Regions from separate parts of the Homo sapiens genome. Here region 1 is linked to region 2. A link is an interaction called in ENCODE POLR2A ChIA-PET data of the cell type or tissue named here. Cell type or tissue: PC-3. All regions are shown on one strand.

Region 1 (8,000 bases), 480 kb before region 2:
TAAATCTTAAGTCTTTAGCATCAGACTAACAACTGTGAAAGGGCATGATGGAGTGGGAACAACTAACACTTCACCTGCCCTCTCACGTCACAGTGACATGAGCTGGGCTCAGGGGAACGAGACACATACCAAGCAGAAGTAGAGGAAATGTGACATCACTGGGAAGACACATTTGCTGAGTATCTACTACGTCCCCAACACAATGTTCATATACCCATTCATTTCATCCTTAACTACTTATGATGTAGACAGGTTCAACATCATCTCATAGATGAGGAAATTAAAGGTAGAGAAGTTAAGAAATCACAGCTAATACGTGGCAGCCTTCATCCCTTTCTCCAATTGAGGATAAGGCAGAATAAAACGTTAGAGAGATTTTTTTGTTTGTTCTTTGTTGTTGTTGTTTTTGTTGTTGTTGTTGAGTCTTGCTCTGTCACCCAGGCTGGAGTGCAGTGGCGTGATCTTGGCTCACTGCAACCTCTACCTCCTTGGTTCAAGCAATTCTCATGCCTCAGCCTCCAGAGTAGCTGGGACTACAGGCATGCACCATCACACCCAGCTAATTTTTGTATTTTTAGTAGAGACAGGGTTTCACCATGTCAGCCAGGCTGGTCTCAGACTCTTGACCTCAGGTGACGCGCCCGCCTCAGCCTCCCAAATTGCTGGGGTTACAAATGTGAGCCACCGTGCCCAGCTGATAAAGAGATTTTTAAGAGGTGAAGTAGTTCTTTGTTTTCAACAGCAGGTACTTTCTCAGTAACTCAAGGGTCACTTTAAAAGAAACGGGCCGGACACAGTGGCTCACTCCTGTAATCCCAGCACTTTGGGAGGCCAAGGAAGATGGATCACCTGAGGTCAAGAGTTCGAGACAAGCCTGACCAACATGGTGAAACTCTGTCCCTACTAAAAATACAAAAATTAGCCGAGCGTGGTGGCATGCGCCTGTAGTCCCAACTACTCCAAAGGCTGAGACAGGAGAATTGCTTGAACCCAGGAGGTGGAGGTTGCAGTGAGCCGAGATCGTGACCCTGCACTCCAGCTTTGGCAACAGAGCAAGACTCCATCTCAAAAAAAAGAAAAGAAAAAAATTAAATTAAAAGAAACAAAATGTCAATAACCTTCATATGCTGGCCAATATGCCCCACAGTATAGCAGAGAGATGTCATATAATCAGATGCTGCTGATAAGTGTTCAATACAAAATAAAACAGCCCCTCTTAGACGAGGTCACGCCTGTCCTGTGCCAGATGATAGGATTATCACGGACGATCTTACGCTCTCCTATTTGAAACCAAGCCTGAGACTACAGAAGTGGCGCTGTGGCTGGCTCTCTGGTTCTCTTTTGCTTTGTCAATAAATGAGTAGTCTTCTCTGCCTTGCTTCCAGATGACAAAATAAATTGTTCCCAGAAATAAGTGTATGAATGTGTTCTTTAATTTAGCCCAGCTTCAACAGAAAGTCTCTGCCAGTTAACTCCACCCTGATATCCCAGCCTCATGCCCAAGCTGTCAAGAAGAGACAAGTACACCACGTGAAACATACTTGCTAACAATTAGTCCATTTTTAGATCTTCTAGTCCAGTGTCTCCCAACCAGTTTGTCTAAATATATAACAATACCTTCAGTATTAGGATCTCCTGATGCACTCATTTTCCTAGAATTGCAAGAAGTTCCGTATTGCCCATGTGCCCTATGCTCCTACCTCATCATTTCCAATAAATTTCAGAATATTAGACACAGAAGAGACATCAGGGATCATCTAGTCCAATCTCACCATGTTATCCTGGACAAGAAGTCAGTAAACTTTTACTGTAAAACACCAAATTGTAAGTATTTCTGACCTTGTGGGGCATACAATCCTGTCTTTACTATGCAAATCTGCCCCTCTAACACCAAAGCAGCTATGACAATACATAAATGAATGAACATGGCTATGCTTCCAAAACTTTTATTTTAAAAAATTAAAAAACAAGCTGGGTGCAGTGGCTCACACTTATAATCCCAACACTTTGGGAGGCCAAGGCAGGAGGATCGCTTGAGCTCAGCAGTTTGAGACCAGCCTGGGCAACACAGTGGGACCTCATCTCTACAAAAAATTAAAAAAACTTAGCTGGGCATGATGGTGCATGCCTGTAGGCCCAGCTACTCAGGAGGCTGAGATAGGAGGATCACTTGAGCCCAGGAGTTAGAGGCTGCAGTGAGCTATGCACTACTGCACTCCAGCCTGGGGAACAGACCAGCCCCTGTCTCAAAAGAAAAACAGGCAATAGGCTGGATCTGGCCAGTGAGCCTGTTTGCTGGTCCTTGTCCTAGACTCTTCTTGATAACTTCTCCTTAGACTCAAGTTTCTAATGGAAAGACTCATGTCGAGAATTTACTTTTTCCAAAAGGAACCTATTTCATCTTCACATCAAATCAAATCAAAACTGCTAACTTGGTTCTGTGACCTTGGGAAACTTCAAAAGTTATCTTGAACACTGCATATACTCATGGTAGCCAGTAGTGCTTGAAAATTAATGCGACACATTCCCCTGGTCCTCACAAAGATTCCAATCCAGTAAGAGACACACAGATACTACATCGAAAGGGGAAATGCTTTAATGAAAGGGTTTAGGAATACGAAAAGGAGCCATGCAGTGGGCTCCAAATCTACGGGTGGCTGCCCGAATGAGACGATACCTGAGTCAAATGTGAAGGGTAAGTAAACAGGCCCAGCCAGGGAAAGACATGTGGGAACGCTGTTGGAAGGGGATGGGCAAAGTCACTTAGGCAAGCACCAGGAGGCATGCAGCTACTATCAGTCACTCAGAAAGTACCAGCAGATGGAGAATAAAGCACATGACATGGGAAGAAAATGTAGCAGAGAAAGATGTGGGCCGGACTGCAAAGGATCTTGCCTGTCCTGGAAAGAGAGAATGAGAAGCGTCTAACATGGTCTGAACAGAGAAGTAACACAGACCTGCACTTCAATAGCTCACTCAACTGGGAAGACAGAAGGTAATTTAAGGGAAACAAGAATATAGACAAGGATAAATCTGAACAACGTATGACAATCCCCTAGGGAAGAAAAGATGTTGGCCTGAACTAAAGAGTAACAGGTGAGCACAAAGTTGGATATTCAAACTCATTTGACAAATTTGTTTTTTATTTTTTTTGGAGACAGCGTCTCGCTCTGTCACCCAGGCTGGAGTGCAGTGACGCAATCTCGGCTCACTGCAACCTCCACCTCCCAAGTTCAAGCGATTCTCCTGCTTCAGCCTCCCGAGTAGCTGGGATTACAGGTGCCTGCCAGCATACCCAGCTAATTTTTGTATTTTTAATAGAGACAGGGTTTCACCATGTTGGTCAGGCTGGTCTCGAACTCCCAACCTCATGATCCGCCTGCCTTGGATTCCCAAAGTGCTGGGATTATAGGCATGAGCCACCGCGCCCAGCCTTGACAAATATTTTTAGAACCAAGGAGACCACGTAGCTAGAGGCTGGAGAGGAAGAGAGAGAATAATAGGATGACAATGGAGAAATTCAAGAGTCAGATTAGGTGCTAAGGTCACACTAAGCAACGAAGTTTTTATGAAAGCAGCAGCAATGAAAAATCACTTTTAAACAGGAGGTTAACATGGTCTGATTTGTATTTTTAAGATTACTTGGCCGGACACAATGGCTCACGTCTGTAATCCCAGCACTTTGGGAGGCCGAGGCAGGTGGATCACGAGGTCAGGAGATTGAGACCATCCTGGCTAATGTGGTGAAAGCCGGTATCTACTAAAAACATAAAAAATTAGCTGGGCGTGGTGGCGGGCGTCTGTAGTCTCAGCTACTCGGGAGCCTGAGGCAGGAGAACTGCTTGATCATAGCTCACTGCAGCTTTGAACTCCTGAGCTCAAGTGATCCTCCTGCCTCGGCCTCCTGAGTAGCAGGGATTTACAGGCCTGAGCCACCATCCTGTCTACTTTTAATTTTTGTTTTTGTGGAAACAGGGTCTCACTATTTTGCCCAGGCTGATCTTGAACTCCTAGCCTCCAGCAATCCTCCCACCCACCTTGGCCTCCCAAAGTGTTGGGATTATAGGCATGAGCCTCCACACTGGCTGTAAGCTCTTTAACTTATGGGACCCATAACCTGAATTGAAATTGATGTTTCATTCCAATTTCATTGCAGTCATAGCTTGGACTGAAATGAAATTGGAATGAAACATCTGTCATATCACTTCCTGTTGAGCTAAGTAATTATCTCTTGAAGCCATCTGCTCTGTGGGCTTGACTCAGACTGACTGACTCCAGGTAGCCATAAAATGCTATTTGCATTGCACACCATACCTCATATCCTGTCATTCAACAGTGCATAGCTAATCACTAATCAATATTATCGCTATAAAGCAATGAGAATTTCTGTCCAACAACTTGGTATCGACCACTCCTTGTTCCCTTTGCTTTTAAAAACCTGCTTGTAACAAAAGCTAATGGAGCAGTCCCTTCAGCTGCAAAGTGTGTCTGAGACAGCTGCCCTCATTTTGGCTCAAATAAACTCTTTAAATTATATTTATATATTTTGGCTAGGTGCAGTGGCTCACCCCTGTAATCCCAATCCCAGCGCTGTCCGAGGCCAAGATGGGAGGTTTGCTCGAGGCCAGGAGTTAGAGACTAGCCTGGGCAACATAGTGAGACACTGTCTCTAATTTACAAAACGGTCTGGGCATGGTGGCTCATGCCTGTAATCCCAGCACTTTGGGAGGCCGAGGCGGGCAGATCACCTGAGGTCAGGAGTTCGAGACCAGCCTAACCAACATGATGAAACCCCATCTCTATTAAAAAAATACAAAAATTAGCTGGGCGTAGTGGTACGTGCCTGTAATCCCAGCTACTCAGGAGGCTGAGGCAGGAGATGGGAGCTGGGGGAAGGGTTGGGGAGGAAATGAGTATGAAACAGTCAACTTGGAGAGTAAGAAGGGGAATCTGCAAGGGAAGGTGTGAGCCTGTAGAGCACTTCTGAGTCTAAACTTGAGCCCGTGGTCGTGAATCTATAGTCAAACAATCAGCAGCAGACACGGGGAAGGCTGATGTGAAGGGGATGGTTTCAGCCTGGCTTGGGGTTTGGCCAGTCGGGTTACAAGAGTGAGTGAGAGGTAAAGCAATTGAAAACGTTAAGGCTGGGCACGGTGGGTCACGCCTGTAATCCCAGTATTTTGGGAGGCCCAGTATTTTGTTTTTTTCTTTTTTTTTTTTTTTTTTGAGACTGAGTCTCACTCTGTCGCCCGGGCTGGAGTGCAGTCGCATGATCTCAGATCACTGGAACCTCCACCTCCCGGGTTCAAGCGATTCTCGTGCCTCAGCCTCCCAAGTAGCTGGGATTACAGGTGCCCGCCACCACACCTGGCTAATTTTTGTATTTTTAGTAGAGATGGGGTTTCGCCACGTTGGCCAGAATGGTCTCGAACTCCCGACTTCAAGTGATCCACCCACCTTGGCCTCCCAAAAGTGCTGGGATTACAAGCGTGAGCCACCGTGCCCGGCCTAAAGAAGAGATTCTGGAAAGCATCTAGCACGATATGGCTTAATTCCTAAGGCCTCTCTCTCTCTCTGAAACACCACCACATGAGTTTCACATCTTCCTTCTTTTTTTGTTATTGTTTCTGTCTTTGTTTTTGGGGCAGGGTCTCACTCTGTTGCCCAGGCTGGAGGGCAGTGGCATGATCACAGCTCACTGCAGTCTCAAACTCCTGGGCTCAAGCAATCCTCCCAACTCCACCTCCTACGTAGCTGAGACAACAGGCATGCACCACCATGCCTTGCTAAATTTAAAATTATTGTGGTAAAGATAGGGTCTTGCTATGTTGCCCAGGCTGGTCTTGAACTCCCGGACTCAAGCAATACCCCCACCTTGGTCTCCCAAAGTGTGGGGATTACAAGTGCGAGCCACTGCACTCAGCCAGATCTTCCTTCTAACCAGAAGCCAACGAGATGGTTTATTGAGAAAGAGGTCAAGCTCGAGATCTCCAAGCAGAAGAGGAAAGCCTCGAGAGATGAACACACAGGCGGTATACCTCGGTGTCTCTATGATGCAATTCATCCTGCTCATGAGATCCTTCCTCCCTCTCCTCTGAGCCATGTTGGTGAGATTCACATTTGCCTTTCTTGCAGTGGCCGCCACAGGACTTCTTTCTCTCCCCTTTCTGAAGTGCCTGCAGCTGGGAGATGAACTTGGTCTTCCATGCTCTGAAGTCGGCCTCAATGCTGCCGTGCTTGCTTTTAACCACGTCGCAGTCGCCCTCCCCTCGACTCATCACACGATGCGCGCCAAGCATCCAGAGCCACTTGTCAACATTTTTGCCAACCTGTGAGGAAAAGATAGATAGGCTAAAAGCACGGTTCTCTAAATCAGGGTTTTCCAGACTGCTCTGCAAAAGCCCAAAGTCCTTCCGAGGCCCCTGGTCATGGGCTGCCGCTAAGGAAGAGGAAATTGCTGGCAAAATGACCTTCAAGCCTTCAAGCTCCAGCCTTGACCCAGAAGAGGGTCATTTTATGTATTCTACTTTTCTGCCTTAGATTTATTTTTTTAAACAAAAGGACAAACAAACCCCCTTTATCAAATGAAGGATTAATGACTAAAAAAAAAAATTTGAAACCTACCATTCTATATCATGATAAGAACAAAACAGGAGTTAACAAAATAAATGAGTTCCAAAAATGTAACAAAGCCTATGGGGCCTAAGCCTACTCAGTTATAAAATGAAAATGTAATCAATTTGGCAAGATTCGTAATTTCCTAAACTCAGTAATTTATTTCACTGTGATATGAAGCAATTAAGCTGAGGAACAGGAGTTATCAGAGGCATAGTTAAGAGTTCAAAAACTTAATAAGCTTCCTGAGTGGCAAGGCATTAAACAAAATATTTACGTATCTACGCCAGGCGAAGTGTCTCATGTCTGTAATCCCAGCACTTTGGGAGGCTGAGGCAGGCAGATTGTTTCAGGCCAGGAGTTCAAGACCAGCCTGGCCAACACGGTGAGACCCCATCTCTACTAAAAATACAAAAATTAGTGGGGCATGGTGGCACATGCCTATAATTCAGGCTACTTGTAAGGTCGAGTCATGAGAATTCCTTGAACCCTGGAGGCAGAAGTTGCAATGAGCCGAGATTGTGCCATTGCACTCCAGCCTGGGCAAGAGAGTGACTCTGTCTCAAAAAAAAAAAAAAAAAAAAAATTTACATATCTGAATTTTCCCAATCATAGTCTAATTTATTTGAAAATATGGGGAGAGGCCAGATGCAGTGGCTCACGCCTATAATTCCAGCACCTTGGGAGACCGGGGTGAGAAGAATGCTCAAGCCCGAGTTCAACACCAGCCTGGGCACCAAAGTAAAACCCCATCTCTACAAAAAATACAAAAACTAGCTGGATGTGTGGTGGGCGCCTGTGGTCCCAGCTACTCAGTAGGCTAAGGTGGGAGGATCACCTGAGCCCAGGGAGGTCGAGGCTGCAGCAAGCCACTGAACTCCAACCTAGGCAACATGGTGAGACCCTCTCTCAAAAAACACATAATCAAAAATGTTTTTAATGAAAATATGGAGCAAAATCTACATTGTGACACAACAATAGAATGAAAACAGCTTTTATTTTATTTATTTATTTTTTTTGAGACAGAGTTTCACTCTTGTTACCAAGGCTGGAGTGCAATGGCACGACCTCGGCTCACTGCAAACTCTACCTCCCGGGTTCAAGTGATTCTCCTGCCTCAGCCTCCCAAGTAGTTGGGACTACAGGCATGCACCACCACGCCCGGCTAATTTTGTATTTTTAGTAGAGATGGGGTTTCTCCATGTTGGTCAGGCTGGGGTCGAACTCCCGACCTCAGGTGATCCGCCCGCCTCTGCCTCCCAAAGTGCTGGCATTACAGGAGTGTGCCACTGCGCCCGGCCGTAAACAGCTTTTAAAAAAAACTCCCCACCTCCACCGTCACTCACACTCCACCAGAGACAGACAGCTAGGCAGGGCCCATCCCT
Region 2 (8,000 bases):
ACTCCATCTCTACCAAAAAATACAAAAATTAGCCAGGGTGGTGGTGCACACCTGTAATCCCAGCTACTTGGGAGGCTGAGGCATGAGAATGGGTTGAAGCCAGGAGGTGAAGGTTGCAGTGAGCTGAGATCGTGCCACTGCACTCCAGCCTCGGTGACAGAGCAAGACCCTGTCTCAAAAAAAAAGAAAAAAAGGTAATCACTGAGACTATGGAATTATAATTATTTTAAAAAATATAATAAATATTCATATTTATATTTAAACATTGATATTTAAATACAAACGTATTTATATTTAAATGTTAAAAATCAGAATTGTATAGTCAGAAACAGTCAAATTTAATTAAAACATGTTTTTGTTTCTTCCCCAGAGAACAAATATAATATCTAAAAAAAAAAAAATCTTTAAAAATAAGTAAATGTCCATAAGTGTTGAAGTTGTATGTTTCAGGAGAAAGAGGCAGGAACTATTGTAGTACACCTGGGTCTGGATCCCAGCTGACCCACCATGACCTTGACTTTCACCCTCCCCATGGTCTTGCCCTCTCTGTTCCCCGTTCCAGAGGCTGGGCACTCACTGCAGCTGGCTAATGATGACCATGTGGACATGCTTTCGGGCCTTCAGGATCTTCTCCAGCCAGTGGATGTCGTACGTGTTGGGGTTCCGGAAAGGGATGTCAGGTGGTGGCTCACACCTGCGATCCCAGCACTTTGGGAGGCCAAGGCGGGTGGATCGCTTGAGCCCAGAAGATCAAGACCAGTCTGGGCAACATGGTGAAACCTCGTCTCTACTAAAAATAGAAAAATTAGCCGGGAGTGGTGGCGCACGCTTGTAGTCCCAGCTACTTGAGAGGCTGGGGCAGGAGGATTGCCTAAGCCCATGAGGTGGAGGCTGCAGTGAGCAGACATTGCACCACTGTACTCCAGCCTGGGCAACAGAGTGAGACGCTGTTTAAAAAAAAAAAAAGAAAATCAACATACACAAAATGTGGGTCATGGGCAGAGCAGCCATGTCCCCAGGGAGCAGGCAGGCCAGCTGGGGGCTCCTGAAGGCTAGGCTGGCTGCAGAGGGAGGGAGGGCCTCCCCCTTTCCCCGGGAGGAGGGCTTGGTGTGCTGACCCTGACCACAGACACTGACTGTATTTCTCGTTGAAGAGTTCCTTCACCTGCTCCTGCAGGATCACCTCCCCAAGTCTGTTGGTATCATCTTCATCTAAAGAGGAAGACAAGGGGGCCTGAGAGTTGGCACTGGCTTGGCCACCAGACCTGCTGCTTCTCCCACCAGGCATCCCTGACCTGCCAAAACATTCTCTGCAGGCCCTGCCTACTCCCATGCAGCTGTTTGTTTGTTTAGTTACGTATTTATTTTATTTAATTAATTAATTAATTTATTTTTTGAGACAGAGTCTCGCTCTGTTGCCCATGCTGGAGTGCAGAGGCGCGATCTCAGCTTACTGCAACCTCCACCTCCCAGGTTCAAGTGATTCTCCTGCGTCAGCCCCCCAAGTAGCTGGAATCACAGGCACCGCACCACCATGCCTAGCTAATTTTTGTATTTTTTAGTAGAGACGGGTTTTCATCATGTTGCTCAGGCTGGTCTCAAACTCTTGGGCTCAGGTGATCCACCCGCCTTGGCCTCCCAAAGTGTTGGGATTACAGGCGTGAGCCACTGTGCCTGGCTGTAGCTGGTTTCTAGCCCCAGTTGTTGGTCTGTCCATCCATCCATTTTTCTTTCTTTGAGACATGGTTTTGCTCTGTCACCCAGGCTGGAAGGCAGCGGTGCAATCAGATAGTTCACGGCAGCCTCCAAATACCAGGCTCAAGTGATCCATACTGCCTCAGCCTCCTGAGTGGTTGGGAATACAGATGTGTGCCACCATACCTAATTTTTTAAATTTTTGGTAGAGATGGAGTCTCACTATGTTGCCCAGGCTGATCTTGAACTCCTGGCCTCAAGCGATCCTCGTCTTGGCCTCCCAAAGTTCGGGAATTACAGGTGTGAGCCACGGTGGCCAGCCCATCCGACATTTTCTTATCAGTGTCCCCAGCATAGGCCCTGTGTTGGGCACAAAACAACCTAAAGAGGCAGGGCTGCTCCCCTGAGGGTCTCCCAGCCAGAGGGGGTGTCACCTGGTCACCAAAGTACAACAGACACACTTAGGAGACAAGGGGCATGAATGAGGATGCCCATCCTGTCTGGGCAAGTCTGGGGAGACCTCCCCCAGGAGAGCAGGATGCTTGAATGGGCTCTCAAGGCCTGACATTGGTGGCTCATGCCTATAATCCCAGCACTTTGGGAGGCAGAGGCAGGCAGATCACTTGAGGCCAAGGGTTCAAAACCAGCCTGGCCAACATGGTGAAACCCCGTCTCTACTAAAAATACAAAAAGATTAGCTGGGCGTGGTGGCAGGCACCTGTAGTCCCAGCTACTCGGGAGGGTGAGGCAGGAGAATCGCCTGAGCCTGGGAGGTGGAGGTTGCAGTGAGCAGAGATCATGTCACTGCACTGCAGCCTGGGAGACAGAGACCTGTCTCAAATAAAAATGAAAACAACAACAAAAAAAATGGGCTCTGAAAAGGCAGGTAGGAGTTTGTGAAGGATGGAGTGGCAGTGTGAAGACACCGGGGCAGAAGGACCAGCCATGCACAGGCACTCAAGGGTGAAAGATCCTATGCTGGCCAGGTGTGGCGGCTCACGCCTGTAATCCCAGCACTGTGGGAGGCTGAGACGGGCAGATCACCCTGGCCAACATGGCAAAACCCCATCTCTACTAAAAATACAGCAATTAGCCGAGTGTGGTGGCGGGCACCTGTAATCCCAACTACTCAAGAGGTTGAGACAGGAGAACTGCTTGAACCCGGAAGGCAGAGGTTGCAGTGAGCCGAAATCACGCCATTACACTCCAGCCTGGGTGACGAGCGAAACTCCGTCTCCAAAAAACAAAAAAAAGAAAAGAAAAAAAAAGAAAGATCCCTTGTCCTGGAAGTGGCTGAACTTGGGGGTGGTACAGGGGAGACAACTGATGGGCCTAGCGGGGTCCGTGCACAGGGGCCGGTGTCACTGTGCTGGGCTGTTGGAAATCCCCTGACTGCTCGCTGGCCAAGGTCTGTGAATGGGAAACAGACTGTGTCTGGGAGTGTGGGGGCTATGCATTCTCCCTGCTCACTGCCCTGGCAACTGTCACGGCTTATCTGCTGCTTGAGCCCCGGCGTGCTCCGCTCTCCCCTCCCTGTAGCCTAGAGTTGCTGCTGGGGTCAGTTAGCCCTGGAGACGGGGCCTGAGCTGGGCTGTAAGGCTGAGGGGTGGTTGGGCTGGAGATGGGGTCTGGGGCAGAGCTCTGCAGCAGCCTGTGGGTTTGTGCCAGGGTTGAGGATGGGGCTGGGATTGCAGGAAGGCTGGTTTGCATGTCCAACAGGAAATCTCTCTGAGAAGCATGGGTTCACATGGGCTGGGCCTCTGGGGCAGGCAGGTTGGGTAAGGGTGAGATGTTGAGGGGGGTGAAGCTAGAAGCAGGCAGGGAGCTAGGGCCGGATGAGGCAGGGCAGAGCAGACTGATGAGTCGTTGGAACAAAATGACTCCTTTTTTTTTTCTCTTTGTTTTTCCAAGACACAGTCTCACTCTGTTGCCCAGTCTGGAGTGCAGTGGCGCAGTCTCGGTTCACTGCAACCTCTGCCTCTCAGGTTCAAGCCATTCTCGTGCATCAGCCTCCTGAGAGCTGGGACTACAGGCGCCTGCCACCACATCCGGTTAATTTTTGTATTTTTAGTAGAGATGGGGTTTTGCCATGTTGGCCAGGCTGGTCTTGAACTCCTGAGCTCAGGTGATCTGCCCACCTCGGCCTCCCAAAGTTCTGGGATTACAGGCGTGAGCCATGGTGCCCAGCCTGGCTCCTGTTTTTTGAGACAGGGTTTCACCCTGTTTCCCAGGTTGGAGTATAGTGGTGCCGTCATGACTTACTGCAGCCTTGAACTCTTTGGCTCAAGCAGTCCTCCCCACTCAGCCTCTCTAGTAGCTGGGGCTCCAGGCATGAATCACCGTGCCAGACTAAGTTTTTTTAAAATTTTTTGTAGAGAGAATCTCTCTCTGTTGCACAGGCTATTCTTGAACTCCTAGGCTCAAGTGATCCTCCTGCTTCAGCCTCCGAAAGTGCTGGGATTACAGTTGTGAGTCACTGTGCCTGGCTCTTTTAATCTTGAAAACTCTGGGAAGAGCTCACTTCTGTTTAGGAGGCTGCCTTGGGAACTGCATCTCCTGGGCTGGTGCTCTGTGCTGCTTGGAGTCTGCAGACCCTATCTGGGTCGCTTGGCCTCCCGTGCACAAGCTGCCAGAATGGAGGCCCCATTCTCAATGTGGGGGCTGCCCAAAGAGCAGGGAGCTTCCCACAGGACAGAGGCTGGGCACCTGCTTGGCCTGGTTCTTCCTTTTCCCAGGGCTCCAACACCCACCCCCTCAGGTCCTCCCAAACCCTGCAGGTCCCTGGCCTGGTCCGTCCACACCTACACTCAGGAATCTCTACACATCTCTGAGTTGCTGCATCTGTCTTCAGGCACAGCCCACCAGCCCCCCTGGGTACCCAAAGACACCGCAAATATCAGCCATTCCAGACAACGTCCTCCTCCCGTGTCCCTATCTCATGGAGTAATGCCTCTAATTCAGCCACACCAAGACCCCACGCTCCACATCCCCTAGAACTCTCATCTCCTGTGGCCCAACATGGCCCTTCCTTTCAGCAGTGGGATGTGGGAAGGATCAAGGTCACCCTTGTCCAAATCCCATGCAGACAACGGTGTTGGAGTCTTGGGCCCAAAGACCAGCTCCTAGAACCTGCAGGGAAGCAACGGCACGTTCCATCTCTCCCCATGCCACTGAGGAATCATTGGTGGCAGGATTCTCAGCAGGCATGGCCGTGGGTGCACAGAACAGAGAAAGGATGGCCTGGACCACACACATCACTGTGTGCAGATGCTTTCCTAGACACTGCAGCCAAGGACACAGAGGCTCAGAGAGGTAAAGAAACTTACCCAAGGTCACACAGCCACTAAGCACCAAGAGTACTCTGTGTCGACCCCAAAGCCCTGGTCTTTCCACTCTACCATGAGCCCTGGGTTTCCTGGTGTCTCAGATTCCCCTACAGTTTTTCTTTCTTTTCTTTCCTTCCTTCTTTCTTTCTTTCTTTCTTTCTTTCTTTCTTTCTTTCTTTCTTTCTTTCTTTCTTTCTTTCATCTTTCTTTCTTTTTCTTTTCTTTTTTTCTTTCTTTCTTTCTTTCTTTCTCTCTTTCTTTCTCTCTCTCTCTCGCTCTCGCTCTGTCACTCAGGCTGGAGTACAGTGGTACGATCTTGGCTCACTGCAACCTCTGCCTCCTGGGTTCAACTGATTCTCATGCCTCAGCCTCCTGAGTATCTGGAATTACAGGTGCCTGCCACCATGCCTGGCTAATTTTTGTATTTTTAGTAGAGACAGGGTTTCACCATGTTGCTCAGGCTGGTCTTGAACTCCTGGCCTCAGGTGATCCGCCCGCCTCAGCCTCCCAAAGTGCTGGGATTATAGATGTGAACCACCATGCCCGGCCTCCCCGACAGTAGCTATAGAAAGAAGGCTTAGTCTTAAAGATAGTTTCCCCTAAATCTGTTGCTTTCAGCCCACAGTGCCACGCCTCTGTCTTCTCCTATTCCGGGACAGAGCAAGACTCAAAGTCAGAGCTCTACGAAGCTTGCAGGATAGAAAGAAGCTTAGCAGGCCCCTCAAAGATGAGGCCCAGGCCGGGTGGAGAGGCCGAGGTGGGTGGATCACTTGAGGTCAGGAGTTCCAGACCAGCCTGGCCAACATGGTGAAACCGTGTCTCTACTAAAAATACAAAAAATTAGCTGGGTGTGGTGGTGTGTGCCTGTAATCCGAGTTACTCAGGAGGCTGAGGCAGGAGAATCCCTTGAACTGGGAGGTGGAAGCTGCAGTGAGCTAAGATCGCGCCACCGCACTCCAGCCTGGGTGACAAAGCAAGACTCCGTCTCAAGAAAAAACAAAAAACATGGGACCCCAAACTCACTATGCCAAAGGGAAATGTTAAGCTTGGGAACTGAGTCATTCAATAGCCTTTTGTCCCTAAGCAGATGGCTGTAAGACAGAAGGTCACCTATCTCCCGGGTGGCTTCCCTCACCCTGGTCATGTAAATTCACAGCTTATCTTCACAGGCAGGGGACAAAGACAAGAATAGAAATTATCGCTCTGTCCACCCAAGACAAATACGTATTTAACTTCCTCTATTCTGTTTACATTATCTTATGTAAAATGCAGATTTACTGAGCACAGGATGAATACATCATTAACTATTCCTCTTCTTTTATTTTTTTATTTTTTGAGACAGTCTCACTGTTTTCCAGGCTGGAGTGCAGTGGCATGATTTTGGCTCACTGCAACCTCCGCCTACTGAGTTCGAGTGATTCTTGTGCCTCAGCCTCCAGAGTAGCCAGGATTACAGGCACCCGCCACCACGCGTGTTGAATTTTTTGTATTTTTAGTAGAGATGGGGTTTCATTATGCTGCCCATTATGCTCCTGACCTCAGGTGATCCACCTGCCTTGGCCTTCCAAAGTGCTGGGATTACAAGCGTGAGCCACTGTGCCCAGCCCCCCTCTTTCCCCTTTAAATACCAAAGTCCTCAAAATCCTCTCTGGAAAAAAGCACAGGCCACAGACCCTATTGCAGCTTGAGTCTCTTTTTCCTGGCTGTGTCCTCCACCATGGCAAAATAAATCTCTAAATCGATTGAGACCTGTTTCAGGCACTTTCTGGTTTACATGGCCCATGGGAGCCTATAGCAGGGAGGGCTTCCCAGAGGAGGTGACCACCACACGGGGCCCAAAGCTCCAAGGATGTGGGCTCATCTGCACTCTGGGGCTCATCACACAGACCTCCAAGGCAGTTGGGAGCGGCAAGTAAGACACAAGGAAACTTGTAGTATCCTGTAATTTCAGGTGCTTAACACTCATTAGCCAATCAGGAAACTTCCCCTGTTCCTTCCAAGTCTTGCCTGGTCTGGGGAGAAGTGCAACCCTAAACCAGGCTGCGGCTAACCAGCAGTGACACTACGGGGCAGTCAATAGCACACTATGGCAGCTCTACGTGAGACACAGGTCCCAGGCGGTGAACCAGAAGTGGCGGGAGTGTGCGTGTCAGGAAAGTGGGGCTGGGCTGGCTGAGGGGGCTGGCGGTTTGGGGAGGCGTCCTGACCACCTCCAGAGTGTGGGAGGGGTGGAGTGGGTCTAAATGCCTTTGTCAATAACACCAGGAACTGACCAGATGTAGTGGCTCATGCCTGTAATCCCAGCACTTTGGGAGGCTGAGGCCAGGAGTTTGAAACCAGTCTGGGGAACATGGCAAGACCCTGTCTCTACAAAAAAACAAACAAACAAAAATTAGCTGGGCATGGTAGTGTGTGCCTGTAATCCCAGCTACTTGGGAGGCAGAGGTGGGAGGATCGCTTGAGCCTGGAAAGTCAAGGTTGCAGTACGCCATGATTGCACCACTGCACTCCAGCCTGGGCAACTGAGCTAGACCCTGTCTCAAACTAACAACAAACAAATTAAAAAATAAAAAACAAGCTTGGCCATATTACGTGCAGACACTGTGCAAAGCCCACAGTATACCTTGTCCGTGGGATTCTCTAGCTCAGTCAACAAGCTCTGGAAGAACACTGATTTTTCTCTGTAGCTGCTCTTGCATTTTCCTACCTCTTTATTTAATTTAGAGGAAAGAGGATTACTTTTTTTTTTTTTTTTTTTTGTTAGAGACAGGGTCTTGCTGTCATTCAGGCTGGAGTGCAGTAGCTGGGGCTACAGGTGCAGGCCACCACACCCAGCTAATTTTTCCATTTTTTGTAGAGATGGGATCTTGCCATGTCGCCCAGGTTACATTTTTTTAAATCATGAGTTTCTGAAGGAAATGGGGTAGGGCAGGCTCTGGTAGGGGCTGGATTGTTCGAGCTCCTGCTTGAATTCCTGCA

What was found. ChIA-PET counts read pairs that join two places held together with the same protein. Peaks named below come from ENCODE experiments on the same cell type or tissue, not always from the same donor. Only the 100,000 strongest peaks of a DNase experiment are listed, where the experiment ranks them.
Region 1: POLR2A ChIA-PET joins it to region 2 with 10 read pairs; 2 of 35 experiments call an interaction of 5 or more read pairs at or near these places.

What each region holds. Positions count from the first base shown.
Region 1 is chr7:67,016,182-67,024,181 of GRCh38, reverse strand. TYW1 (tRNA-yW synthesizing protein 1 homolog) reads right to left here. Exons shown (of 16, transcript NM_018264.4): 6 at 6,039-6,329. Among named protein-coding and RNA genes, the nearest start is that of TYW1, 23 kb to the right of the region's middle. In PC-3, no CTCF peak of the experiment used is centred here; a DNase peak (open chromatin) is centred at 4,241; H3K27ac peaks cover 1,212 bases.
Region 2 is chr7:66,538,249-66,546,248 of GRCh38, reverse strand. It overlaps the pseudogene LOC100420547 and the pseudogene RABGEF1P1. Among named protein-coding and RNA genes, the nearest start is that of LINC03011, 49 kb to the right of the region's middle. In PC-3, no CTCF peak of the experiment used is centred here; no DNase peak of the experiment used is centred here.